7 separate regions of the Mus musculus genome follow, and regions 2, 3, 4, 5, 6 and 7 are each linked to region 1. Evidence: chromatin loops called from intact Hi-C (ENCODE). Cell type or tissue: left cerebral cortex. All regions are shown on one strand.

Region 1 (4,000 bases):
CTGGTCTACAAAGTGAGCTCCAGGGCAGCCAGGGCTACACAGAGAAACCCTGTCTCGAAAAACCAAAAAAAAAAAAAAAAAAAAAACAAAACAAGACAAAACAAAAATATCCTGAGTATCAAAAAAGGCCTATACTTATAACTCACAAAAGTAATTTTAAAAAATTTATATCACATTTATTTAAAATTCTTAGTACAGTATCTTAGATCTAAACAGGAGATAGTATAAACAGTAACTACCACTATACAACATTCAAGAAGAAATGACAGATTGATTAAATGATCATCTGATTTTTCAACTGGCAGACCTTAGGCAAAAGATAGCAAACATAAGGAAGTAAAACGACGTAAAAACACACGTCCGAAGGAAATGGCTAAGAGAAAGACGTGATCAGCAAAGACAGTACCACGCTACCAAACGCAGTTTCTAGATCATCTATCGGAGACTGCCAGAAGGTAGCTCAAAATCAAGTCAATAACCTCATAAGCAAACTTCTCAAACACGATTCGGTACTATCTGAATCTTAGGCATAAAAGCTGAGTTTTAATTTCCTGAAGGTTTAAAAAGAGGTCTTATTTAATATTCTACTGAAAATGTTAAATCAGGTAATCAAACACCAAAAAGAAATGTGATTAAGTCAAAGCACCAACACAGTGAGGTCAGAATTCGAGCAGCCAATCAAATGCTTAAAGGCATTTCCTGCAATATTAATAGTCAAAAGAGAAAGCCAATCACAGAAACCTCCAGCTTTCTTTTGACAGTAACAGAAGCTAGGGAGCCAATCCACACACACCCGTGGTTGACAATAAGGCGGGACTGAAGGTTCATTGAAGAAATTCTTCAGGGTGCAGTTACTATGAACTCCGCACACAAGTAACAACACTCCAGAGTCGTAAACACTGTCAAATCGGAGGAAATTCAGTCTTGGGTATAACTTAACCCCCGGGAAGAAGGAAACAGCATTTTGTCCAAATTTTAACATCTGGTCAAAAACGCAACTGTCAATGCGGACGCTCTGAGCCCTCAAGTTGTAAACAGCCATCCCGCATGCAACTTCCCCGGACGCTCGCTGCACGGGAAGCGCGGGCCTGGAGGCCAGTTTCAAGCATTCGGGCTCCGTCCTAATTCCGCACAACCGAGGAGGGGCCAGCCCGGCAGGCGAAGCCGGCGTGCAGATCAGAGGACTCGCTAACGCAGAGTCCGGACCGGGGGTCGCTGCCCGGCCGCAGGGATGCATCGCCTACTCCCGCGGCACCTCTAGCGGGCAGCGCAAACCATCACCCATCACCCCACTAGCAGGAAGATGCATGTTTTGAAAGAGCTCTACTTTCCCGAGATCGTTTGTTTCAAAGGCAATTTCGTGCACGCACAAATTTTAAAACGCAACGAAAATAGCGCCTTAGCCCAAGGACCCTTTCTCGACCCATTAACCCCGCTCCCGGCGAGATGTCTACGAGGTAAACAGAGGCTGTACGCCAAGTGCGGGCCGGCGCATCCCTGCGCCATTCCCGGCCGCTGCTTACGGCAGGGCCCCCTTACGGCAGCGTAAGCGGCGCCGAGAGCTAATCACAACACTGGGACGCAACAACATGGCGGCCGCGGGCGGGCGCTGCGCCGGCCGACGGGTTTACGCTACTCCGCCGGCGTAGGGTCCGGAGCGCGCAGCGGCAGCGGCGCCCTCCAGCGAGCGTAGAAGCGCTCTGTGAATGGCGAGGCCCGGCTGACAAAGGGGAGGGGGGAGGAGGGAAGGGGGGGGTAATAAACACTCGAGTCCCTACCGATTCCTCCTCCTTCTCCATCCCGGTGGGCATCTGGGGCACGGCCCGGTTGATGGAGACGCAGTCGTTGAGATCAGGCATGTCCTTGCCGCGGTAGATGGGCAGCGGTTTGGCGGCGTCCAGCGCCCGCGCTCGGAAGGAGAGTTTACTCATTGTCTCCCCGCCTTACAGGAACAGCCCGGGCGGCGGCGGCGGGGCGGGCGGGGAGGGGGGGGGAGCACTCCCGCCGCCTCCTCCACCTCCTTCCTCAGTGCAGCGCGGCCGGCCCGCTCCTCCTCCTCCTCCGCAGTGCCCCCGGCCCCAGCATGGGCGCCCACCCCGCCCCAGAACAGCCCCCCGCCGCCCGCGGCCGCTTCCACACTCTAGATCCGCCGCTCGCCCGCCCGATCCGCTCCCTGCGCCATGGCCAACATGGCGGACATTACCACAGCGGCGGCGAGCGATCCCGGCAGCCCGCGCGAGAGCGCGCCCCCGCCTCGGGGACGCGCGTCGCCCTCTCCCTCCCTCCCTCCCTCCCTCCTTCCTTTCCCTCCCCTGCCTGCCCACCCACTCTCTCCGCGGCGAGGCGCGGCCAGCCCAGCCGGCGAGAGCGAGCCGAGTCCCGGTGGCCCTCCTCGGCGGGACGCTCGGCACGCAGGCGGGGCGGCAGGTGCCAGGTGCGCTCGGTCCCCGGCTCCGGAGCGGGCGCCTCGGTGCCTCCGCCGCCGACTCGCTCCGCGCGGGGCTCCCTCGGGAAGGCTCAGTGCCTAGGACCGCTCGCCTCGGGGGGACAGGAGGCCTCCGCCCCCGGGCCACCGGCCGCCCCTCGAGTCTGCACTTGGACAGCTCTGCTCGCCCCGGCGCCTGCTGGCTGGTTTCGCGCCTCGGGTTTGCGCATCCCCGGGGAGGTCCGACAAGTCCGCTGCGTCTGCCCACGCCGAGAGGCACAGCCCTGCTGCGTCTCGCGCCCTGAGAACTTGGGCAGTCCCTGTCCAGAGGAGCTCTCCAGAGTTAGGCACCGCCGAGAGGATGCTCGGGTAGACAGGAGGGTCAGTAGTTGGAGACTGCTACTTGAAATAGTTGCTGGACGCGGCAACAAGCGGACTTGCACCTGTCATCCAAACTTTCTTAGTTTGATGGTTGGCATTTCTTGAAATCTCTAACCAAAGTATGTGAAAACACTGGTTACAGTGACGACTCAAAAAGAGTTTAATAAAGTTCCGGACTCCAATTAGTTTGCGTGTTACTGTGTTACAACTAAACTGCTGGATAATTAGTAACAAGAGTCGTAACTACTTGAAAGGGCAGCTGCAAAGATGATGGGCCAAAAAAAAAAAAAAAAAAAAAGTAAATTCTTGAAGAAAATGATACAGACCACACAAAAGAGTGATGGAAAGTTAATTACCACATGACATCTATAGTCAGTTGCTGTGACAGGTCAAAGAAATTAGACATAGTTTTGGCCAGAAGTGGTTTGCAAAAGCTCTGCAAAAAGGAATCAAATTGACTCAATTAAATACTAGTCACTATTGATACAAACCTTTGTTGCAGTTTCTTAGTCTTTAAGCAGTACATGTTTCTAAGCAAATTGCCTCACTGTGCAACAGTTTTACCATTTTCTAATCATTGAAAAATACCCTACCTAGCTCATAAAAGGGTAGATGGTTTGCTAAAGTCCAACAATAAAAACGGGTTTCTTTGTCATGTCTTAATATAGCAAAACCATCTATCTCTCTTCATTGCCACCCATTATTTTTCTCTATTTTCTTCTCTCCCTGCTTTTTTTTCCCTCCCTCTCCCCCCCTCCCCCTTGTCTCCAGCTTTTCCTTTGAAAGCTGAATGGTGAATATTGACTTCCTGGTAACACAAAATAATCTAACCAGTCTGTCCGGGGACACTTTGGGATGTTATTCAGTGGCTTTGTTTTATGTCCACTTGTTACTGGTAACAATGCAAACAGACTGTGGCTCAATTCTTGTAAGCAACACCTTTCACATGGTTGTGAGCCTGTGCTGTTGTGAGTGTTACCCTCTGGCGTAGTTCCAATCCTTTGTAAGGAAGAACAAGAAGTTCTCAGAAGGGGGGCTGGGGGGGTCATTATTGAGTACTAGTCTGAAAATCAGGGGGAACAGTGTTTGAAAAAATGAGTCATTGGGGCCTTTTATCTGGATTCTCACCCCTTCTCAGGCTCAGAGACGGTAGCTTCTTTCCAGTCTCTCTGCCTAATGTTACACTCAGAAAAA
Region 2 (4,000 bases), 260 kb before region 1:
TTCTTGTTTGCCACGTAATTGCTTCTCAAGTGAATAAGTGGCTCGTTGATACCCAATCCTTACTAGCAAGGAGCAGCAACAAATACCATCACCAGCAATCGGCTTCCAGCTCTCTGCGCAGCTGCAAACAGACCCTGCTACCTCCAGACCAGCTCAGCAATCCCCAGGCCCCTTCTCTCAGGGCACCACAGGCTGCAGTAGCTGCTGAAATACACACACCACAGGGAAGCAAGGGATCTGAGGAACAAATGACTTCTAGCTATTGCCGTCCTCTGACACACAGCTCCAACTTGCTTTGCTTCCAGATTAAAAGAGACTGCTACCGTCTGAGCTCTGTCATAATGCTAAAGTCACCAAAATAATATGTCTGCCCGGAATCTGGAAGCCACCCCTTACACCTCCCCCACAACCCACCCACCCGCTTCACGCCAGCTCTAGGAGATATTTTCTCCTATAGAGCAAACCAAAGAGACTGAAGAAGGGGGCGGAAAAACTGGTCATGAAGCAGGCCTGTCAGGGTCCATCTTAGCAAAGGGTTTCTTCAGCCCACTATGTCTCACTCTGAGGAACTGAATGGTGAGGCAGGTCAGAAAAGGCAAGTTCTGGCCAGAGGTGACATTTACCCACAAGTAAATGGCAAGACTGAAGCAAATCCTAGTTTTCATTTAGCCAAAGCAATTGGTATTAGAAAAAAAAAAAAAAAGTCTCAGAAGCTCTCCTGTAACCATGAAGCCAGGATCCCTGAAATGAAGGACAGCAACATGAAAAAACAGAGCATCTGAAACAGACTCTAGCCAGGATGGGGAACTGCTCTCTCGGGAAAGCCTTTGATGCTCAATGCAAGGACCAGAGTTCTATCCCATGAGGACACATAAAAATGTCAGGCATGGTGGCATGCGCTTGTAATCCTAGAGCTGGGGAGGTGGAGACAGACGGATCCATGGGGCACACGAACTAGTCTAACCTAATGGGTCAGCTCCAGGCAAAGGAGAAAGCCTGTTGCAAAGGAGGGGGATAACACACATAGCAATTCTCTAGCCTATACACACACACACACACACACACACACACCTCCAGATACATGTACACCCCTACACATACATACATACACAAACATGTACCCCCTCCCCACACATGTGCACCCCTCAATCCACACACGCACATATACACACTTAAAGAGACTAATTGAGCAACTGATCCCTGTCACTTGGTCCACCCCACTGTGCACAGGTCACGGGATGGAATGAGCTGGGGCACAGTGGCCAGGAATAATAAAACTTTAGTAAAACAAAATAATAAAACACTCGCCATCACAGGAATTGGAAAGGCTTGACTTCCACAGTCACCCCCCTTTCCCAAGAGTCCCCCAAGATGCCAGCCATCCCAGGAAGGAGGAAACCTTCTCTCCACTCCGCTCGCTCTCACCGTTCCTCCACCTGTTCAGCTCCATCTCCAGATGCTGGAGGACACTCTTCAAGGCCTTGTTCTTCTCTTTCTCTTTTTCATATTTCTTCTTCCACTCTTCTGCTGTTAGTTCCAAGTTCACAGAGACTGTATTCTTGATGGTCTTTGCTCTGGGATTAAAACACAGGAAATAAATTCCAAGAATAGCCATTAGCCCTTACTGATTTTATATAACAAGTCTCAGATTCCCTTCACATCCAAAAGGAACTGGAATGGCAAAGACTCCCTGTGGCACCTACCTACAGCCCTCAAGCGGCATCACTGGCAATGCTTACTAGAGCTTTTTAAAAGGACTTATTTTTAGTATGTGTGTGTACTTCTATGTATGCATGTCTATGTGACTGTACGTATAGGTGAGTGGGGGGAGGGGGGGTGTGTACACACATGCATGCACATGCCTGTACCCTCGGGGACCAGAAGAGGGCACTGGATCCCTGGGGGCTGTGAGCTATCTGACTGGATGCTGAGGTCTAATCTTTGGTCCTCATGAGAGAACAAGCACTCTTAACCCCTGAGCCATTGCTCCAACCTCACACTGTTATTTCTTAAGGCTCCAGAGCCACCCTTTCCTCTTCTCCTTCACAGTCCAATGGACTTTCATTCAGATTGTGCCTCAGGGTCCCATTTTGTCTAACTTCCTCTGTGTCCTCACAGTCTGTCTTCAGGCCGTGGGTTAGAGGCTTACCCCGGTGTTCAGCATGTTTAAGCATTCCACAGACCTCTGCCAGACTAGTCTTCTAAACAGAATTCCCAATCAACTCGGTAAACACTTACAAAACACTAGGAACATACCAACAAGGATGGGCAAAGTGCCCCACCTCTTACAGCTTGGGGTTTCTTATGTCAGCGACACAAATTGAACAATCAGCTACTTCTCTTATTTGCCTTTGGTGCCTAGAACCAAAGTGTTAGGCACATGCCAACACATGGCTATAAGGTAGGTGGGCCACATAAGTGAGAGAGGGTGACTGGGGGACACCATGGCTTCCTAATGATCCCCTCAGCAAAGGCAAGCATCAGCACACCAGAATAAAAGGCTGGTTATTCTGAAATCATCTCACTGTTTATAAATAGCCAGAAGTTGGGATTTTTTTTAATATTTGTATATCCAAATTCAGAATGTCTTAAAAATAACATAATGCATGACAAACAGGTCTCATGGGCACCATTTTTTTTTTCATGATCTCGTAGGGCACGTGGCTTAGGGGTGTGATGTCATGTGCGTGATAGACAGTCGATGAAAGGAGAAGCTGGGGAGAAGAAAAGAAATCAGCATCTGCATTAGGTGAGATTAAACAAAAGGCTAGGCTCACCTAGGCCTGCACAGAAACAGACGGGTTCAGCCACACCCGGGAAACAGTAAATTCCTCGCCTGTTTGCTCCCTGCTTGTTAAGCAGGCAAAGCTCATGTGAAAATACATGGTGCTCTGTCTTCTTGCCACTGACATTCTCATTTTAATCTCTAAACAATTCTAGGACTGTCATGTTTGCTGCTACAGCTGATGTGTGATCCAGGTTAATTACTGTTGTCATCAAATGACATTTGGGACATGATTTCTATTTTGGTGCAAGTAATTCAACCGTCCGCCCCAGTGCTACAGTTGCCATTGCAAAATTAATTTCTAGAGCAGACAACTAAATAACCCAACTGTTGAAAGAGGAGTTAAATGATATCAGTGCTGGACTCATGAAAGAATTAGGATAATTCTCATTTGCTGTACCTTAAGGCTGCTCTCCCCAGAACTGCTTCAATTTTAATTCTTCAATAGCAGTAATTTTATTAGTACTTTAAGACTTGGTGCAGTCTGGCTTTCTCACCCTGCCTTCTAACACCCTCAGGTGGTGCTATGGCTGCGTCTGGGCTGCAAGCACAGGCATGGCTGTGTCCCCTGTTATCAACTTAAGTCAGGAAGTAGGAGAGAAAAAAAAAAAAAAAGCCTCATAGCTAAGATGCTTGCTGTCACTGAAGGATACAATTTAAGACTACTGATTTTATTTAAGTCATAAATAGTGCCCTGAAGACTGCAAATGGTACCAGAGAGGAAAAGATGGAGCCCCTGTGCTGTCTCCAGGCAGTGTTGCTCAGAGGTACATTTCTCAAGTAGAACTATCAAGTCTATCGCAGGGTAACTTTCTGAGATGCCCAGAAAATTCTTTTTCTTCTATTTCTATAATAAGCTGGGGCAGTGAAGCAATGACCCACTCAACTTGAGCAGTTTGCCAAGTCTAAGAAAGGTGTGGAAAGGTGCTGAGAAAGGGGACATGTAATGCCTCAATTAGTAAACATGGTGAAGCCTCAGAAAGAGAGCTTGAAGACAAACCTTACTTGTGGGAACTGTAATGGCCTGAGCTCTAGAGCAATCCAGCTCACAATGAGCCTGCAGGGAAATGCAGGCCTTGCACTCATCCCCTCTGTCCTTTTCCATCACCTGCTACCCACTTCCTTACTGGCCTGGCCTGACTACAGAGCAGAGGGAAGGGAGCCACTGTAGTGATGCGAACAGGGCCCAGAGCTAGGCAGAGACAACAGAGTAAG
Region 3 (4,000 bases), 280 kb before region 1:
CCGGCACTGTATAAGCCAACCAAAGGCACTTTAGCAACGAAGCATCTTAAAGCACAAAAGAGAAAAATACTTAGGTGATCTCAGCAAGAGAATGCTGTCTCTGGTAGATCGGCTGGCTGTGCTTGGCTTGGGTTCCTGTTTGTAAAATCCACTGCAGAACGGTGCAAAAAAGACATTTGTGGTAGAAATGAATGCCGGCGGGGGGCGGGGGGGTGCTGAAACCAGGTGGCCTCCTTTTTAGTGTACCAAATACAGAGTAGCAGCACTACGGCCCCAGCTGCCTTTCCTCTTTGATGGTCTACTTTTGATTTTGTTTGTGTATCCCCTGTAGGGCAGAACAGGAGGACACAGTCTATGCTAAAACACACACCAGCCTTTTGCAACTGCCAGGTTACGGAACCAGCCTAGGTGCCCATCAACAGACGACTAGGTAGAGAAAGTATGACAGACGTAGACGGGATGGATGGATGACAGGCAAATCAGCAAGTAGGTAAATATATGATGGGTAGGTAGATGACAGACAGACGATTAATAGATATATAAATACACACAATGAAGTTTTACTTAGTAGTAAAGAAATAGGAGATCATGTCATTTGTAGGAAAGGATCTAAGACATCATCATGATAAGCAAAATAAGCCAGACTCAGGAAGACAAATGCCACGTACTTTCTGTTCTACATGGACTCTTGAGGGCTTGGGAAAGGAAACAGAGAAGCAGGAGAGGCCGGTGAGATAGGAGAGGCTAACGGGGTGAATATGATTAATTATACTCAGATGCCAAAAACCATTCTGTCTATGAGGCAGTTCGTAGAGGTGAAGTAGCCTAAAATAACGGGATGCTGCTGCAGAGACTGAGCAAGCACCACCCTCCCCGGGACAGAGGTGTCTGCCCGCCCCCCAAAGACTAAGTGCGGCACAGAGCAACCCTGAGGCTCAGAGTACTACAGAGTCAGGAGCTTGCTGGCTACACATTGCCACAACCAACCTTTAGCAGACCCTGAGAGAAGGGCGACCAAGAAATCTCCATGCGCTTTAAGGTTTTAAAAAAAGGCTATTTGGGGTGGGTGGCGAGTGGGTGGGGGAGAATGTGGGGGACTTTTGGGATAGTATTGGAAATGTAAATGAAGTAAATACCCAATTAAAAAAAAGAAAAAAAAAAGAAAAAAAAGGCTATTTGCAAACTGTATTTCTAGGACTAATATTATCAACGAAAAGTGATTGAGAGAGAGAAAAAAAAAAACCCCTCTGTAAAAAAGAATTCATTGTGTCTGTTACCTCATCCTGATCCAACATCTGTTGCTTCAGCTTTTCAGCCAGCTGGCTCTGCTGGTTAATTTCATCATCCTGAAATGAAACATCATGTTTAATTTTTAGTTAGTTGTGTCGGTTTTGACATCCTGGTTCCCCTTCCAGAATCAGACACCAAGAGGCCAGTCCCGAGTTCACTCATTAGATGGGGAAAGTGCAGCAGGGGCCATTCCAGGAGCTTGGTAATCTGCCGTGTAGAGTTCTTTCTAGGAAAGGTAACATCTGCCTGGAGAACCCAAATCCTGCCCATCCAGAAACCAGGGGTCTCATACTTCGGGACTGAAAGGGACTACAGAGACATCCTTCCCCAAATAAAGATGTAAACTGGCAAGCCCATCTGTGACCAGGAATGTTGCCAAGTGACGGGAAGAAAGGGCTACTACACCATGCCCATTTACTTAGAGTAAAAAAACTCGAGCTTCCGTGGAGTTTTCTCCAATAGACGGCCCTCTTGACTGCAACCAATAGTCTTGCCAATTGAAAAGCAAAACAAGCAAAGTCCTGCAGCCGGCTGGGTGAGCACACAGGAAAACGACAGCTCTCTTCACTGCCACTAGGTGTTGCTATTGAGAAAGCAAGAGTGCTCTGCCTGCCTCTCTCCCCCACCAGCAAGCCACCTCCAGTGAAGGACAGGCAGGCAGCAGGCTTGAGGCGGAACCACTAGGGAAGAATGTGGCCTTTCCTGCTCTGTTTTCATGATTTCAAAGGAAATTTTAAGCACATTCTGTGAAAAAAAAAATGACAATGTGGCTCCAGGCTCACATCTCCTTTCATTATAAAAGTCCTATTGGAATGCCCGTCTCGGCTGGCACCCCCAAGCAGTCAAATAACAGCTCAGTGTATTACATTGTCTTTGTGACAGGTTTTTTCCTCAAACACAAGTTTTTTTCCTCAAACACAGGTTTGTGCCAGTGTTTTCCTCATTGAAGGACCCTTCTCCTGCACTTTGGATCCGCTTCAGAGGTGAGGTGAGGCAGGTGAATGGCGGAGCCTGGTCACAGAACCTGTTTGCCACAGACATCTGCACCATGTATGGTGGAGTCTACGCCATCACCGGCACGGGATTAAGCGGATGGTGTAGCTGGTACCCTCCAGAGCACCAGCACTCTCACGTGTGCAGGGAAGGCTCTGCACACCCTCGTCCTGTGTCTCTGGTCTTTCCTATATACTCGATCTCACTAGTATGCTCAGGAAGCTCGTGTGCACTGAACTTTATACACCGATGTTTCTTCCATGGTGAATAGAATATTGATTATTTCCCTCCTTGCCAAATCCTTCTGGCAAAAAGAATCAGAGAAATTACAGCATAGCAAAACTGCCAAGAACTGGCGCTTGCACAGCTAACTCACTGTTTTCTAGGCCATGCTTTCCTTCAGCTTCATACATTTAGCATGTCAGTTACAAGGACCAATTTTATATTTCTGCTCCTCAGCACAAGAAGAGTAAAGAGCTTAAAATAAAAGACCCAAAAAGTTCAACCTCATCACTTCCCCGAGGCAACGAAGCAAAACAACCCAAAATCCACAACTGCCCCCAAGGGACGGACAAAAATAAGAAGGGACAGGGTGATGTGGCTTGAGCTTGCACACGGCACTCTTGGCAAAGCCTGAAGATGTAGCCTTCCTCCCCGACAGGTGACAAGCTAAGATGTGATGGGAAACCATCCAGAGAGTTAAAACAGAGCTCTCCGAGAAGGCAAATCAGTGCTTAGAGACAAGCCTTCGAGTAGGCTTGCCCCTTATGAGGGCAACCTTCTAAGGAATTAGTGTTGTCTATCTGATTTCACTGTAATTTCCTAGGCCTTTCTGAATAAGGTGTGCTTGCTGTACTTTCTGCACGTCGAGTGTATCTCTCAGGACATGTTTAAGCATGCTCACTCTGAGATAAAAGATTTCAAGGCACTTTTCAGAAATTAATTTCGTAGTTGGATTTTTCTTATACATGAAATGATACGGTCACCTCCGCTGTCAAAAAGTCACCAAATCTGGATATGTTTTTTGATAAACAGTCATTAGTACAGTATGTAGTCAACTTACAGTTCTTGAATTTACTGCCTTCCGTGAGCAACACAAAGCCACCGTGTATATTTTTACTCTAGAACCCAGCCTCCCACTGTACTGACAGCCTTTCACGGCCCCATATGAGGCGTCTTCTACATCAAGCAAAGAGAACCCACAGAGGAGACTGATGAGCAACCTGGTATTTACAGCATCCTGTTATCTACCTGGGACTTTTAGTCTCCATAACAATCTTTGAAGTGACATCTGTGAGCCCTCAGTTACAGATAAGAATAGCGTACAGGTAAGCACGGGCGTCGTCCCTGCGCCTCTTATCATTAAGCTGCAGGTCTACTACAAAGTGCGAGCTTCTCCATCAAGGATCAGGACCTTGCGTTTATCTCTTCTTAGACCCATGAGGAATAGCACAGAGGGATTTGGAGAAACTATGTAATCTTTCTCCCACTGTGTCCTAGAAAGACGTACTGAGCCTAACCAGTTCCTTGGTTAAAGGGCTAAGGCCAAAATGAAGTGAGTGTGGGGCTCAAGGTCAAGAGCTAGGAAAACACGCTCCTGCTCTGTCAACTACAGGCTGTGAAAACTTAAGAAAGACATGCTACCAGCCAGCGAATGCCCCACTCCATCCCAGAGACTTCAATAACCGAAGAAGACACTGTGTCCCAACTCATGCAT
Region 4 (4,000 bases), 170 kb before region 1:
CAATCACTTGACCTAAATACAACAGTCACTGGGGGAATGGGGGGGAGGGGGTAGTCCGAGCATGCTCAGTGATGGAGATGACATCACTTAATCAATGCTGGAGACGGGAAGGCTGCATCAGCAGCCTGGAGCGGGATGCCAGGAACGTATCAGTGGGGACCTAGAGGCTCGCATTAACTCAGTCCCTCTCCACGCGGCTCGAATACAAAGAGGGCACCATGAGACACACACTCTAGGGAGAGCAGGTTAAGAAAGGGGGCGCGGACAAAACTAGTTTATTTCCTTTGGTGTACTCCCTTAAGAACTGTAAGGGAGTATTCCCTCCCTTTCCCCGTAGCCAGGCTGCAGAGAAGGAGCTAAGTTGGGGAAAACACTGTGGGAGGAAAGGTGGGGAAAGGTGATCAAAAGGGAGACTCTGGATTTGCTTAAGTAACTTCTGCTCTTGATACAGAGGGTTATTTGGGAACTCCCTCTCTTAGCAGATTCGAGAATCTGCTCTCCATCTAGAACGAAGCATATGAGTCTATCTGCAGACACTAGGGAGAAAGGACCTGGTGGGGGTGGGGGTAGTCCACAGAAAGCACAAATCCAGGACAATTGGGATGATAGGAAGCAGGAAACATAAGAGACCTCCCAGAGACACCAAGAGCACTCCTCACCTTCCACAAGAGAGCAAGGTGAAACCGCCTATGGAGGGCCCAGGAGATTTTGTTTTTCTTGCACCTTTCCTCCATACCTTTTTGACTAAGGTCTTGAGACAAATCGAACCCTGGAATGCCTGGATGCATCTGTGGGTTGTGGAGCTGACACTTTTGACCAAGACCTGGGCATCCCTACTTGCTGGCAAGCCTAAACACTGCCCACGCGGCGGCTAGAGTGGGAACAATAGGCCCACCCGAGCCCCCACCCGCGAACAATGGCGGACCTCGCACTCCCCCGCCGCCCCGCGCCACCACCGCCGCGGGGGAGTCACCAGGCAAGGGCTCTTTTACGATCCACCCGCGAACCCAGCCCCGCTGGGATGTCGGAGGTAGCGTCCGGAAGATCCCCACTCAGGCTATGGTGCAAAGCCGGAGGAGGGGCAAGACACCAAGGCCACTTACCCCGATCACCACCGTCTCCTCGCCTTTGAATTTGGGGATGAATTTGTCCCCGCGGAGGATCTCCGCTTCGTTGAGGGGCCGGAACCGGCACATCACTTTGATGCTGCATTCGGCTGGATCCGCCATCTCGGGCCGCAGCAGGAGGGGGCACAGGGATGGGGTGGGGGGCCCGGCTGGGCAGCGCCACCGAGGAGGCCGCGAACCAACCGCTGCCCGCTGCTAGGCCGCCTCCCGCAGCTTCTCAGCAGGTCATCTCAAGCCTGCGCTGGACGCCCCGCAGCTCCGCCGCCGGGAAGGAGAGCAGCGTATCAGGTGGGCCGCCCTGCTGCTGACCTCCAGCCCGGTCCTGCGCCCCCGGCCCACCTGCCCGCAACCACGAGGCGGGCGGACTAGGCGATGCTCAGGGAGCAATCCCCGCCCGGCTCAGACCTCCCGGGCTCGGTCGCGCTCAGCCATCCTGCATCAGCACCACCGTGCTCCGGCACCTCCAGGCCCGCCCCTCTGCCCCGCCTCGGCACGGTGACGTCACTGCAGAGATCCGCCTCACCCTGGGTGTAAGCGCGGCGCATCCCGGGACTTGTAGTCGCCACTCTACCTGCAGGTGGGAGGGCAAGGCTTGGATTAGCTTGAGAGGACCCCCGGGAACTGCAGGACTGATGGGGCTCCACAAGCCAAGAACAGAATGGAAGTCATAGTTAATATTCCCAGCTAAACTCTATAAAAAACCAGGTCACATCTTTTCCTGAAAGGAAAAATACTTATCAGCACAGTGTACAACTGAACAGCCACAGAGCGTTTCCCTGTGTTGTAGAGTTTTTGCAAGAGTCCTAGGGAAAGCAGGAAGGAAATGAGATTTGCATGGAAGCCAGTTATAAAGGAAATGCTTGAACATAGGTAATTCAAAATTGTTCACATCCGATCAAAATCAAGGATTTTATCACTGCAACGCTAAGTCAGAAAACAAATTCACACACCCACGTATTTAGCATGCTACTTTAGAGCTTGAGGGTTGAAGTCGGTTTTTTGAGTCCTAAGTCAGGAACATTTCAGTGTCGCGTGGCGGTGCATGCTTGGAATCCCAGCGTTCAGAAGGCAACTTGGGACAAAAAAATCCCAAAATCAAAAACAAGAAAAAAGGAAAAAGAAAACAAAAACAAGAAAAAGGGGGAAAGAAAACAGGAGCTCTGTTATAAGCAATCATAGATCAATTTCTAATGATGTTTAGAATCCTGCAGAAATGAACAGATTGTATAGAAGATCAAATCTAAGACAAGCCTAGGTTCTCATACAGGTCTCTCTTCTTACTGTAGGCTCCCTCCTCTCCTATAACATCCATGCTTACAATCTAACAGATTCTAACTGCTTGTGACTTCTTCTATTCCACTTGTCCTGCTTTGTTTCTGATATTGGCTCAGGGCCATTTGCCCTGCCGAACTGGTTCATTCCCATCCATCAATCAGTAAGTATCTCGGGGGCCCTATGGAAGATAATAGGAACATGGCCAAAGCCACTGAAACAAATGAAGAGCTTAGAAGAGCACAACTTGCTTTGCTATATTCAAGAAGCTACTAAACTGCCAAGCCAGAGAACAGGTAGATGCTAGGACTGCCTTAGGAACAATGGTCTTTGTACTGACTCTGTTCTTACTCAAGATCCATTCCCACCTATCAGCAAACTAAGTGCCAACAGTCTGTGGATGACATTCTCCAATTTAGATAAGGGTGTATGGGTTTTCAAAGAGTTTGAAACCTATTAGGGTAGGTCTATGCCATGAACTGGGGTTAGCCTAGCATCTACCTCTGGCACAATAACCTAGAGTCTAAAGCTTTGTAACTCTATGAAGGAACCTCGTGGTACGAAGTTTCCTGAAAGAAACCTGATGTATTCCCACCTCCCGGGAGAATGCATTGGTCCATAGCTGTGTCCATTTGGACTTTGTCAACACTAACTTTCAATCCTAAGACTTTCTAGAGAAGGATTTCCCAGATGGCCTGCAGCTGGTTGTCCTTACTTATTGTTCCAGGGTCCTTTCTGTATCACTACATCTAGACAGTGAATTCCTCCTTGCCTTTGCTCCATCTGAAGACAGAGTGCAGAGTAGGAAGCACACTGAGTGGGGAACTCCGCTGAGCATGGGTCCTTCCTCTGCCACTGTGGCCAGATATTTGCTTTCCTTCAGACCCTGTTTCCTATTCTCTGGCATTAGAATAGCAATATTGCCTTGCAGATTATTTTTTTTAACAAATTAAGAGCAGTATTACTTGTAATGTGTTTAGTATGGTAAAGCATTTAGTGCGTGCATGCGTGTGTGTGTGTGTGTGTGTGTGTGTGTGTGTATTATAAGCCAGATCTTAGGTAGTGTTATTCTTACTGGGTACTGAATAAATGGTTGTAAATAACAACTTCTTTAATTTTAGAAATAGACCTATTGCATACATCTAGTTGTACTCAAGAGTCCAAGTTTCCTGCCTACCCGAAAAGACAGAGCCACGGAAGTGAATGTTCTAAACCATTGTAAGCAATACCGATTTGATTTTCTCTCCTTGGCACAGCTGATGTACAGGAAAAGAAGTCTCTGGGGCTGCTTTCTCATCTGCATTGCACTAAGCAAGTCTCAGGCTCTGGCCTGCAGACCCTTTGTTCTTTGGGAAATCTGTGTCAAAACCTGCTTGAGAGACAGTGGGGTGTTTAAGAGGTGGTTTAGTCATTAGAAGGGGTTCAGAGGAGTCACAGAAGTAAGCCCTTGCTCTCACAATACTAGATTAGTTACCATGGGAGTGTTCACTACTAACCACATTCAACTTCCTCTGCTCTCTTTCTGGTTCTCTCTCTCTCATTCACTGTGTGACCTCGCCCACAGATGCTTACAGCAACAAAAACAAAACTAAAACTCAGTA
Region 5 (4,000 bases), 540 kb after region 1:
ATTAATATAAAGATATTGACTATTTTATGTGGCAAAAGGTGCAGTACACTCAAGGCCACTGTGCACAACTCTGTAACAGGTATATTTTAAAAATATAAACGTGGAATATTATATATAATTCTGTTTTGTTTTGTTTTTTTTAATGTAAGAAATACCTTACAATAAATGGAAAAAAATAGAAAACAAAAGAGCCACAAATGGTCTGAGTTTTAACTTGTAGAAGAGTGAACTTCAGGGATTCCCAACCTCTTGTCATTAACTGTAAAGTATCTGAAGTCCCCATTTAACCTGAAGCTGTATGTTTGCTACATCTATCTATCTATATATTGCTACATAATACATCTACTACACCTACAAATTCTAAATTCTTGTATTCCAAATACAAATCGTTAATTGAGGGTAAACTTAGTACTAGAAGGTGATGTTTGCCTAAAGAGAACTAAATGAAGAGGATAATTGTCTAAGTTTATAATTGTTTTCAAAATTAGTAACTTCTAAACTGAACTTACCTTTACATGTTTGTAAAAATCTGTATAAAACATAGCTATTCTTTTAAGGTGTGTGATATTTGATTAGTATTCTTTCAGTTTTTTTCTTATTAGACTTTTTAAAAATGTTTTTTCTTTTGGAGAGTAATAAATTTGATTCCAATGCAAAGTAGTAGAGAAAACAGCATCTGAACTAAGTCATTGCTACATTTTCATGGAGCAAAGTTTAAGGTTATTTACCTAGTTTCTATCTTACAAGAATAAACTATAAGACATTAAATAAGATTGTTCTAAAATATCTCCAGAATATTCAAGTAAATAAGTACTTTTTAAAATACACCTTTCTTTAGATGCTTGCTTTAAATCGAGTAACCGTATCACACCCATTTATGACTTCAGCAGATCTGATGGAGGCACAGCATATGTGTAGCTTGGATTCTAAGGCGAATATTGTACATGGTGAGAAACTGCATTGCTAATCTTTCTTTTGATGTTTTGATTTTAAAAGTTCAGATTTAGATGTTTTCTGAGATAATGAGTGTTGAGCATGGTGCTCTGTATACAGAATGCTTTTTATATACAACTTTTAATTGATACTGTAATAAGTATATTATCACTCTTTGTGTTCTGCATCCCATACCACATGGGGAGTCCAGGTAGGACTATTGTTGATGTTCTCCTTGCTTACCCTAAGTGCTATTATATTTGTTGACACTTGCTCATTTGCATTCACTATCTCTTTTGAAATATAAGATATATTTTAGATCTGTTTTCCAGAAATTCTCTGCATAAATGCTTCCCAAAGGCCTATGATACTTGAAATTACATGATATTCACAATATTTGCTGTTTGTTGTGGTATCAAATCTTTTCTACTTATAGCACATTCCTTGAAGTTTAGAAAAAAAAATCCTTATGTTGTAGATCATCCCACCCCTAGCAAAAAGGCCTTAAAGTCTAACAAGTTAAATGACTCGTGTTTTTATAGATAATAGTTGTTGGAATACCTTTAAAAATAGAGAAATGCTGACCTCTACCCTTCAAAACCTTGCGTTATTTTCTAGATAACAGTTTGTTTAGTGGTATGAACCCTTGGCTGAAACTCAGGAGTCCATCTCCCTTTAATTCTAGGTCTGTCAGTCTTGGAAATCTGTCTTATAATAGCAATGAAACATTTAAATGACATATATGAAGAGGAGCCCTTTAATTTTCAAATGGTGTATAATGGTAAGATGAAGTGCATCATTTTCTTGTTGGTTTCTTGCCTTTTTCTTATTTGAAAGTACTAATGTTCTCATTGCTTACTCTGCAGAATTTCAGAAATTCATTCAAAGAAAGGCCCATTCTGTTTATAACTTTGAGAAACCTGTGGTCATGAAGGTATGGTTTGATTTGGTTGTATTTTTCATCAGATCCAGCGATTTTTTTTTTTTTTTTTTAACTTGCTTCAAAACTCTTTGAACCCTTGAGTATTTTATTATAGGAATTTTTTCAGCAAAATGTTATAAAATGAACTGCTTCAATAATTCTGTAGCTAGCCCGTTTTACAGTTTGTGAAGATATATTGCCCTCTGCTGTCTGTTCTTAGCACTTGCCCACTGAAAAGGAACTAACCCTCTGCAGTCCACAAGTTGGCAGTTACAAGATGTCAAGTTTATTATTTAGGGTAAGATGTCAGTTTACAACTTTAAAATGACATCCTAAAATATACTCCTTCACTACAAAGAAAATGTAAATCTCATATAATTTTACATTTTCTATAGGCATAGGAAATAAAGGTCAAAAAATTGTAACAGTATAACCCAATTGATGAAAAATATTTTCAAATTTATGATAAAAGTATTTCCTGAACTATTTTCCTTTGTGTCTTTAAAATTTGGTATATTTATAAAAAGTTACAGCAGATTCCATTTTAGTAAATGTACATTAGAAATTCATTCTTTTAAACTCATTTAATATGTAGCTAAAAAGACTGATTTATATTTTAAAATTATACCAACTATATTCATTTTTCTAAGTAATTTAGTCTAAGCACTTTAAGCTTATATTTATTTAATGGAAATTAAATTAAACAGGACACATTTCGAGGTCCTGTTTGTCCAGTGTTGTTGGCACAGTGTGGTTCTGGGGACCATATGGAAGCAAAGGCCTTTTTTTTTTTTCTTGTAAAGCAATACAAGCTTGGGCCTTGGGTATTCCTTGTACAGCACAGCTAGAACTTCATTTTCTGTAGCAGTTGTTAAAAAGTGAGCAGAGTCTTGTATTCAGGCCACAGCAGTCCTAGCATCCTGAGGGTAGATCCTTCTCATTGTTGCAGTTTTGGAAAGGGCATCTGCACGTGTCTGGGAATAATTTGTAGATGCTCTTTGTACATTTTAATGCATCTTGGAAATATGTTTTCAGTGTTGTTAAGCTACACCTGAAGAATTTAATATTTTCTCATTATTCAAGGTTTTTTCCTCCCAGTAAGAATTTTTATGATAAACAGAATATGTCCCAGTGATACTTTTCACAGGGAACTGTGAGAATGCTCAAGAATCTACTTCAGTGTGTCCCGATTCTAATATTTCATCAGAGTATAGTTTTTCCTTCTTGTCTTATTAACATTCTTAAACAATTATTAAGTGATGCATGAGTTGTAGAGTAAGAGGAACCAAACAATGAAGAGCTCCATTAAGGTGCTAAGAAGACTGGGGGTTAAACAAACATGGTCCCCTGTCCCACCCCCTGGTCTTTGCAATCTTACAAGGTCCTTTGCTTACATGATGAGCCCAGTAGGCTTTTTGTACTCTAGGGTCTTTCTTACCTCTTGTACTATAGCTGTTAACTTTTATCTTTTTAAAATTTTATTTAATTTTTTATTGAAAGTAGTTATTTTCATGCATCTATCAGTCATGGATTCCCTTCTTTCAGATTCTTCTCACCCACGAGCCCCTCTTTTTTCCTCTCTCTCTCTCTCTCTCTCACAAAAAGACAGGCAAATAGAAAAGAAAAGCAAGAATAAAACAGCAAACTAACAGCAGAAAGAGAAAGAAAGAGCATCGGTAGAAAGCATTCACACAGGCACACAAAAAGAACCCGTGAATACAAAATTGGAAGCCAGAATACATAAGCTAGAGAAGAGAACGGTACGGGAGAAAATGCTGAAACAAAGCCATATGAAACTGACCCCTACACATACACACACACACACACACTAAATCTTTTGGGTTTATTTTGTATTGGCTATCCTTAATCCTTATGGTCCATATCCTTAAGTATAGTTTGTATACCCAGAGAGATTGGAGAACTATTTTCTCCTTTGCAAACAATTGTAATTGGAGGTAGCTTCTTGGTTAGAGCAAGGGAGTCTAATTCCCCATCTCAACACTTGAGACCCCATCTGGTTTGGACAGTGGTTTTGCCTCCTTTTTCACAATTCCCCATCTCAACACTTGAGACCCCATCTGGTTTGGACAGTGGTTTTGCCTCCTTTTTCACAATTCCCCATCTCAACACTTGAGACCCCATCTG
Region 6 (4,000 bases), 280 kb before region 1:
CACAGTAGTTTCTACCCATACATCTTATACTGCTCCCATGGTAGGGATTTACAGATGTAGGAATCTTCCCGCGCTAATAGGAGACTTAAAGATACATCATATATGCTCAACTACAAAGCCATCCATGAGTGGGCAGAGAAATCGAGACACTTTGAAGACAGAGAAGCCTTGAGGGGTTTGTGTAATTTACACAACAAAATCTAGGTTTAAGGATAAACCCAGAGACCAGGCTTGGCAATTCACACCAATCACCCATATTCGAGTACGGGGTGAGGGGTGGGGCTGAGAAAAGAGGTCAAGACTAATCTTGGACTACAAGCAGCATCAGACCGTCCCACTACGTCCCACTTTAGGAGGAGGATGAGTTCAAGGATAATCCCAGCTACAAAGTGGAATCTTTGTTTCAGAAACACAAGAGGACTGTGGGCTATCTTAAGGCCCACTCATATAAGGCCGAGTGCACTGGCTCTCCCTAGTACGCACTATTAACCCTGAGAAGGGCACCGGATCAGGGGCAGACCTCAATGGATGCTCGTGAACAGGGTCCAATGGATAGCCTACCTGTGAGATAAGCAACTGGCACGCTGCCAGCTCGCGCTCACTGGCGTTCATCTTCCTGTTAGAGTCCATCTGGGCACTCTCCAGCTGCTTGCTGCGGTTCACGAGAGACTTGACCTCCGACTTCATCTTGCTAATGTACAGGCGTGCCATGGTGAACTCCTCCTCAATGACCCCGTTCACATCTGCCAGCTGAGCACAGAAGGACACATCAGAAGTCTGTGAACCCTAACCATGGGTCCCTGAGACAGCCCTAGCTTTGGGGCAAACATTGTAGCCACAGGGGAAGCCAAAAACATACATGTCGAAGTCACCATCAAGTCCTCAGAGATTGCACACAAGAAAGTTCCCACCAAAACCCACATCAAACGTGCTCCTCTGTTAACCATACACTTCCTTATAACCGATTTGAGGATAGAAAGGATGATACGAGAAGAAAAACTATTGAAGAATTTATGAAGGAGAACCCTCCTCAGAAGCCCCACCCTGCATGTCTACAACGGTGACCCAATGTCCCTAGTGGGGGCCCTTCATAATCTCGCCTGTAGAGAAGAAGTTCCACCCAGCACTTCAATTCTCTTCTCCACACTTTCCGTAGTGGTGAGGAGCCTGATGTCTACATGCAATGGCTGAACTATAAAAGACTTTCACCACACTCTTCAAACAGAACCTCTAATGCCAGAGAATGCACCAATCGCCCAGTGCCTCCTCATGTGAAAATTTCCATGCTTAGCCATCTGCTGCTACCAATCTTTTCCTTTGCCTTTTTGGAGCTGCCCTTCCAAGTAGACAGTAACCTACTCTGATAAGATATCTAAGAACAAGCCTAAGTTAACACTGACAAGAGATGGTTCTGACAGAATTCCTGAATGAGGTATATCTGGTTTCTAACTTTCAGAACTCCACTAGAAAACAAAAATGGAGACAAGGTATTGGGTTAGACCCATCTGCTAAGATGCATGGTATACAAGCTGAACCATGCAGAAAAGTAGCTTTGTGTGCACTATGTTTAACCACCAGAGGGCAGCCTTGCACCTTAGGAAGACTATGTCCCAGCAGAATCTAGCCCAGGAACGCCAGCAATTTCTGATGTTCGGTGTCCTCCCATCAGCCCCCTCTCTGCCCCTCCCACCTCCTCAAATGTTATCATTGCTGTCATTAAATCACATATTTTTCTGTGTAAACATTTGAGAACTGAGATAAAATGATATTGGGTATGAGCCCTAAATATTGGTAGCAAACATGAAGTATACAGTTTTGCGTTCCTGTATTGTGATTTATTAACCATATAAGAATTCAATACCACCTAACAATGACTGCAGCACAATACTAAGTGACCAGCAGGAAAAGCTACAATTATCAGCTGTGACTCCCCATCATGGAGGCCCTTGCTAAACGTGAGTTGGGTTGGTGACTGAGATTTGCCTCCCGATACTGCTCCCCGTTCTATCCCTCCCATAATGCAACAGCACAGATACACTGGCAGCCTTTGCCATTGGTCCAGCATGGAAGGAGGCTCTCTGAGACTACCGTGATCTGTAAGTGAGAGTCATCAATGAAATTAGCTAAGGGCATCTAGTGTCTGGAACCTAAAAATAATCCCAAAGCATGCAATTAGGTATTTAAAAATCCTCTCATCATACTTAGGATTTCCGGCAGGAAGGACCTTTAATGGCAAAGCACAGACACGCTTTGAGTTCACTAATGTGTTCCTCAGCTCAGTGTAAGATCTTAGCATAAAAATATCTTTTCTTATTGTTATCAGCAGGAGGTGCCAACGTCCCACAAATCCACTCCATGAGGTCCTGCGAGCCTTTAATCAGCCCCATGTCAGAACTACACTGCTCAACAGCAACATGTGGCTCTAAACATTAACCGTCAAGCACAGACCAGCCTAGCCGTGACTTAAAAGCTTAACCTGGCAGGGCCTGAAACCGCTGCCTTGCAGCTGCCCTAAGGCTACATAAGATTGGGAATTTCTGGTATATAGTCCCCTCTCCTGGATAAAAGTGGTTAGTGATACAGCACACTGGATGTAAATGAATAAAGACTTGACAGTTGGTGCTACAGCAGTGATCTTGCTACGAGGCAAAAGCGTAAAGATATGAAAATGAAAGTAGCTAAGGATGGGCAGAGAGGAAACACAACAGTCGGGTCCTGTGGATTGTGGAGCCACTGCAATGAAACCAAATTGGGTTCTCTAACTTTAATAAGCCACGAGTCATCTTGTTAAAACACAGAGTCCGCTTCAGTATGTCTGAGGTCAGCCTGGGGTCTAAATTGCTAATTAGCCCCAGGTGATGCAGATGACCCTGAGTAACAAGGCCTAGCCTCCTCCTGTTACACATAATTAAGTGTGGTTTACTCTTTCAGCCCCTGCTAGCTGCCTATGACTTTCAGCTGGAAGCTTTCTCAATTCGTACTGCTTGGCTGGAGAATTCTCACTGCATTGGGCTGGGGGGGTGGGGAAGGGTGGGGACTGAGACCTGGCCTGCAGCTTCTCCCAGCTGAGCCCCAGTGTGAGAGCATTGCAGGTAAGGCTAAAGAAAAAAAAAAACAAGCCACACAAAACCAACCAAGACTGGAAGATGCCCCCCAGATCTGAAAGGCAAACTGTTCCTCTCCATCCCCTCCCCCAGCCCCTGCTTCATGCGCCAGCTCTCCTTTTTCAGCATGCGCCAGGTGCAGAGTACAGCCCTGAGCCTCAGGTGCTGCAGAGCTTGACTCGGATCACACCAGTCAGGGTAGGAACAGAGAACACAAGTCTGGCTTACAGTCTTCACATCGTTGGTGCCAATAATTCCGCCTATCTCCCCCAGGTCCTTGAGAAGCAGGTTCAGGATCTCTGTGGCCCTCTTTTTCTGGTGGTTACTAAGCTCTTGCAGCTGACTCAGCTCTCGCTGGGTGGTTGTCAGTGTCGTCTGGAAAACAAAGTCAGCCACAGGTTACCAAGGTGGCCCATGAATTTCCACCTGTGACCTCCAGAGCTCAACAGCCCATGCCAGACCCAGCTCTTTAATCACTCCTCTGATCTCAGTGGAAAAGCACTCTGAAGGCTGACTGCTGCGTAGCACTTGGTTCTGATACAGAAACTTAATTCAGAGATGTTACCTTGTAAAACCAGCTATGTATTATTACTAGATATGTATTATTATTATTATTATTGGTTATATCGACGCTAGCAAAGTGAGTTACTGTAAATGAATTCAGGGCCCAGAGCAGGGCTCACTGGGTCAAGGTAAGAACTGACTCCAGCAAACTGTCCTCTGACCTCCACCCAGGTACCATGGTACGTGAACATAAAAATAAGTAAATTGTAGTAAGGCCTTTTAAATAAATAAGAGGTTGGAGAGAGAGCTCCGTCTGTAAGGTGCTTGGGGCACAAGCATAAGGACCTAGGTTTGAATCCTGGAAGCTCTATCTGGGTCTGGTGGTGCGCCAT
Region 7 (4,000 bases), 120 kb before region 1:
TCCACCCCCACCTCCCAGGAGGCAGCACACCCAGACGTCAGCTCCAGAAACCAGGTCCAATTCTGGAGGCTGCAGCAGCCTGGGGAGCCATCCAAGGTGTCCTTGCGGGCAGGCAGTCCCAGTTGGTAAATCCACACTTGCAGAGGGGTCTCAGTGTTTCATGCGAACAGCTCTCTCTCACCGACAATTTTCAATTTGCTCTCATTTAATGAGGCTTCAAGGAAGGCCGCTGTGTGGAGGGGGGAGGGGCCCCACTCTGCTTTGCAGTGTTCTACTGACAGATCTGTGCCTTAAGAAGCCTGAGCGTATTCCCCAACTGCCAGCAAATAGCTTTTTCTAAAATAATACCTGTCTTGATGTTCCTCCCTGTGATCTTTATAGCTCCTTTTGACGAGCCCCAGTGATCCTTATTTACTCTAGAAGCGGATCCCCGCTATCACTTGGTTGAGGTAGGGAGGAGAGGCATTTCATGAATGACTCCACGGAGCATAGATTGCCATCGTCGCTGGAGTGTCAAAAACATTGTATGCTTGTTTCCAGCCATCAGGCTCTGCAGAATAGAACATAAGGATTGTTTCCGGGAAACCAAACGATCCTCACCAAGAACCACTCTCTCCAGAAAGCTCAGGACCCTGTTCATCAGAACAGAGCCAGGGGCTAGGGGTATCTCAAGGATGGGTGGGGTCTTGAGGGCACACGGCCAGAGCAATGGCTTTCAAGGGTGGTCCATGGGCCGCTGGCATGAGCATCACCTGGAGCATGGCAGAAATGAAACTCCTCATCCGATCTCAGATCTCCTACAGCAGAGTCTCTGCGGCTGGGGTCCAGCCACTAGTGTTTTCACAAGTCCTCCAGGGGATTCTGAGGGATTCCGAGACATGGATAGAGTCTTGGAACATCTATCTCTCTTGGAAAATGTGAGCCCCACCCCTAACCCCCGATTTACAAGCAAGAGACTGGTAGGGAAGAGCTCAATGTAGTTAGTTACTGGTCATTTCTTTGCTGGCATGTAGGGGTGTATGTGAGCTGGGCAGGTGAAAGTTGAGAGCACAGCTTGGCTGACCACTGGCTGCTGTTCCAGGCGACTGCTGGAAGAATGAGTCAGAGCCAGTGACAGTGCCCCTCCTCCAGATGCACCAGGTCTGCAGACACACAGAAAGGATACTGGGTGAATGGAAGTCAGAGAAGTGGAATGGTGAGAAGCGGGTGGGGGTGGGGGTGTCAGGAAGTCTTCTCAGCCCACAGAAACAGACTGAATACCAGCTCTTGCTGACTGCCCAGAGCAATATACAGAATGTCACGGAGTCTTGTGTGAAGATGAACCCCCCAAATCAGGGTACTCTTACAGTGCTAGACTGGTTTGGAAAGATGCATAAACACAGAGATGACTACAAAGAAAACGAAGTTTACTGGGCCTGTGGATCCCAGGGGGTGGGGACCTAGGGGTGGGGGTGGGGGCTTGGTATCATATAAGGACTCTGGGAAGCCAGGAGAGGGAGAAAGCCTAATTAGAGCCTTCCTTGGACTGCCTGCCTTTCTGCACGGTGTGGTGGGTGGGGCAAGGCCCGCAGCCCTAGACCTGCTAGTGTGAATCATCCCCCTAGAGCGGGGTCTGGGGCTGTCCTTAGTTCTCTGCTTTGTGGCCCTGCGGTGGTTAGAGCAGGTGAAAGGTATCTCGGTCCTGAGCTAAGGAAAGGGATATGAGGTGGCCTCTGCCTGACTGGTGTGTCTGCAGAGCGACACTTCCCCATGGGGGCCTCTCTAGGAACCCACACAGCAGAGCTTCTCTTTCCCTGCGAAAACGAAAGGTGGGGGTTAATAGATGACGTCATGAAGTGGGATTCTGAAAGGCTCCTCTACATTGGCCACTGCCATCAGGAGCTGTATAATCTGCATGGTCTTCAGCCGTCACACATTTGGGGCATGAGCAGCTTGACTGGGGGCCCTGGATCTTTTGCATCTTGGTCTAGCTTGTATACACACAAATGGGACAAAGGAAGCTGAGGGGAACCCAGGCTGGAAAATGGCACACACATCAGGATCTGAAAGGCTCTATGGGGGAGGTGGATGGTGAGAGGACTGAAGAGAGATTTGCCTTAGTTTATACAGCTTGACAACATCTGTGAGGCACAGGCACAGTTCACAGTGTTCTCAGGCTGCAGTAGCCGGAGAGGCAGCAAGCCTACACGGAGTCCTGTGCCTCTCTTCTCTGCCAGAGGCTGAAACTCTGAAGAGAACCAAACCAGCAAGGAAGAACTGACCACGGTCCTCGACAAGCCCAGGGTCTGGGTACCCAGCACCCACATTTGAACAGTCTTCTCCCGGGAGTGCTCTTGTGTGGCCGCCAGCTCTGGGGAGAACATATGCTCCACAGATGTCCTCAAGGTTAGGTGTGCATGGCACCGTGAATAGAAATTAGCACAAAAGGTTTCTTGGCACGGGTTCCCGAAGCCTTGGCACCATGTCAGTAGCAGGAACACAGCTCAGCTGATGGGGGTGTGGGAGACATTGCAGGATGAAGGACCGGGGCCAGAGCTTTTAGAGCAAGGGCAGAGGCCGTGTTTTTGCCAGGCTCACTAATGGAACCCAAAGGTTGAGGAGGGCTGGAATGGGTGACCTGTAGGAACCCCAGAGGAAAGGGGTCAGGGCAGGCACCTCACTCTCTGTCCAGAGGTGAGGCTTGGGGAGTCTTGTGGCTGGGAAACCTGTATAACAGGCAATGAAGTTGTTCTTACACCTTAGGCAAAACTCATCCAAACAGATCAATAAGCGGAGAGCCGATGACCACAAAAATCTGACTAAAAGCCGTTGGATGAAATCTCCGTGCCCTTGGCTTTGATAGTGTATTCTTAGATAATGGGACCCAAATGCACAAGCCACAACAATGATAATAAGCTAAACTTCGAATTTGAAGACTTGGGCATTGATGTTCTCAAGGAACGGAAAATGCAAGCTGCAGAGAGGGTATATGACCCATGAGGATCTAGAATGCGTTGTAGGATGGACTGTCACAGAGCCCAGTGTGCGGGCAGAGGCCTGTGCCTTAGCCAGTCTTACTATTGCTAATGAAATACCATGACCAAAAAACAAGCTGGGGAGGAATGGGTTTATTTGGCTTACACTTCCATATCACTGTTCATCATCCAAGGAAGTCAGGACAGGAACTCAAACCAGGCAGGAACCTGGAAACAGGAGCTGATACGGAGGCCATAGAAGGGTGCTGATTACTCGTTTGATCTTCAGGGCTTGCTCAACCTGCTTGCTTGCATCTCTCTGTCTGTCTCTATCTCCGTCTCTCTCTCTCTCTCCTCTCTTTTCTTTTTTTGGATACAGTGTTTCTTTGTGTAGCCTTGGCTGTCCTGGAACTCACACTGTAGACCAGGCTGGCCTCTAACAAGTTCAGACTGCAGAAGCCTCCCTAGTGCTGGGATTAATGACATGTGCACTTCCACTGCTGCTGGCTAGGCCTGCTTTCTTATAGAACCCAGGACCACCAGTCCAGGAGTGGCCGGCCTCACCCACAATAGACTGAGCCCTCTCCGATAAACCACTAATTAAGAACATTCCTTACAGGCCTGGCTTTAGCCAGACTTTATGGAAGTATTTTCTTAATTGAAGTCCCTCCTTTCAAATGACTTTAGTTTGTGTCAAATTGACATAAAACTTTCCGCCAGAGCCTGTGAGCCAACACTAAGGAAGCTGACATGGGATGGCCTTAAATTTGAGGCCAAACTAAGGCTACGCTACATGATAAATCTTGTCTCAGCGAACAGACAAAATTCCCATAATTTAACCAAAAAAAAAAAAAAAAAAAAAAAAAAAGCACGCAACAGACCTTTCTCCAAAGAACACACAAAAATAGCCAGCAAGCACATTAAGTGTATTAAATTTCATTACTCATCAGGGAAATGCAAATTAAACCCATAGTGGCCATAACTTTTTTTTAAAGTAAATCTTGGCAAGGACATGGGGAAATTGGAAATCTTGTACATCAATGCTA

Evidence for each region. A loop is a pair of places that touch in the nucleus more often than their neighbours do. Peaks named below come from ENCODE experiments on the same cell type or tissue, not always from the same donor. Only the 100,000 strongest peaks of a DNase experiment are listed, where the experiment ranks them.
Region 2: a loop joins it to region 1, with 4 times the contacts of the local background. A loop is called at or near these places in 20 of 42 quality-filtered maps.
Region 3: a loop joins it to region 1, with 6 times the contacts of the local background. A loop is called at or near these places in 28 of 42 quality-filtered maps.
Region 4: a loop joins it to region 1, with 4 times the contacts of the local background. A loop is called at or near these places in 8 of 42 quality-filtered maps.
Region 5: a loop joins it to region 1, with 3.0 times the contacts of the local background. A loop is called at or near these places in 2 of 42 quality-filtered maps.
Region 6: a loop joins it to region 1, with 5 times the contacts of the local background. A loop is called at or near these places in 24 of 42 quality-filtered maps.
Region 7: it touches region 1 in a loop (3-fold over the local background); 2 of 42 quality-filtered maps call a loop at or near these places.

The regions. Positions count from the first base shown.
Region 1 is chr2:49,449,737-49,453,736 of GRCm38, reverse strand. It overlaps Epc2 (enhancer of polycomb homolog 2), which reads right to left and starts at 2,251. Exons shown (of 14, transcript NM_172663.4): 1 at 1,779-2,251. The coding sequence starts at 1,931. In left cerebral cortex, a CTCF peak has its summit at 1,640; DNase peaks (open chromatin) are centred at 778, 1,632, 2,254 and 2,632; H3K4me3 peaks cover 2,960 bases; H3K27ac peaks cover 1,933 bases.
Region 2 is chr2:49,708,294-49,712,293 of GRCm38, reverse strand. Kif5c (kinesin family member 5C) reads right to left here. Exons shown (of 26, transcript NM_008449.3): 11 at 1,426-1,574. Among named protein-coding and RNA genes, the nearest start is that of Gm46738, 37 kb to the left of the region's middle. In left cerebral cortex, a CTCF peak has its summit at 1,877 (motif pointing right); DNase peaks (open chromatin) are centred at 375 and 1,826; H3K27ac peaks cover 1,926 bases.
Region 3 is chr2:49,725,237-49,729,236 of GRCm38, reverse strand. Kif5c (kinesin family member 5C) reads right to left here. Exons shown (of 26, transcript NM_008449.3): 13 at 1,278-1,346. Among named protein-coding and RNA genes, the nearest start is that of Gm46738, 20 kb to the left of the region's middle. In left cerebral cortex, a CTCF peak has its summit at 1,864 (motif pointing right); DNase peaks (open chromatin) are centred at 1,885, 2,389 and 2,617; H3K27ac peaks cover 1,616 bases.
Region 4 is chr2:49,616,891-49,620,890 of GRCm38, reverse strand. It overlaps Kif5c (kinesin family member 5C), which reads right to left and starts at 1,605. Exons shown (of 26, transcript NM_008449.3): 1 at 1,104-1,605. The coding sequence starts at 1,229. In left cerebral cortex, a CTCF peak has its summit at 1,680; DNase peaks (open chromatin) are centred at 139, 523, 898 and 1,618; H3K4me3 peaks cover 1,931 bases; H3K27ac peaks cover 1,825 bases.
Region 5 is chr2:48,907,133-48,911,132 of GRCm38, reverse strand. It overlaps Orc4 (origin recognition complex, subunit 4), which reads left to right. Exons shown (of 14, transcript NM_011958.4): 11 at 839-947; 12 at 1,619-1,714; 13 at 1,800-1,867. Among named protein-coding and RNA genes, the nearest start is that of Orc4, 40 kb to the left of the region's middle. In left cerebral cortex, a CTCF peak has its summit at 2,073 (motif pointing left); a DNase peak (open chromatin) is centred at 2,066.
Region 6 is chr2:49,732,183-49,736,182 of GRCm38, reverse strand. It overlaps Kif5c (kinesin family member 5C), which reads right to left. Exons shown (of 26, transcript NM_008449.3): 15 at 3,333-3,479; 16 at 562-750. Among named protein-coding and RNA genes, the nearest start is that of Gm46738, 13 kb to the left of the region's middle. In left cerebral cortex, CTCF peaks have their summits at 1,559 (motif pointing right) and 2,535; DNase peaks (open chromatin) are centred at 1,580 and 2,390; H3K27ac peaks cover 310 bases.
Region 7 is chr2:49,568,474-49,572,473 of GRCm38, reverse strand. No RefSeq gene overlaps it. Among named protein-coding and RNA genes, the nearest start is that of Kif5c, 49 kb to the left of the region's middle. In left cerebral cortex, no CTCF peak of the experiment used is centred here; DNase peaks (open chromatin) are centred at 1,033, 1,903, 2,148 and 2,397; H3K4me3 peaks cover 410 bases; H3K27ac peaks cover 1,529 bases.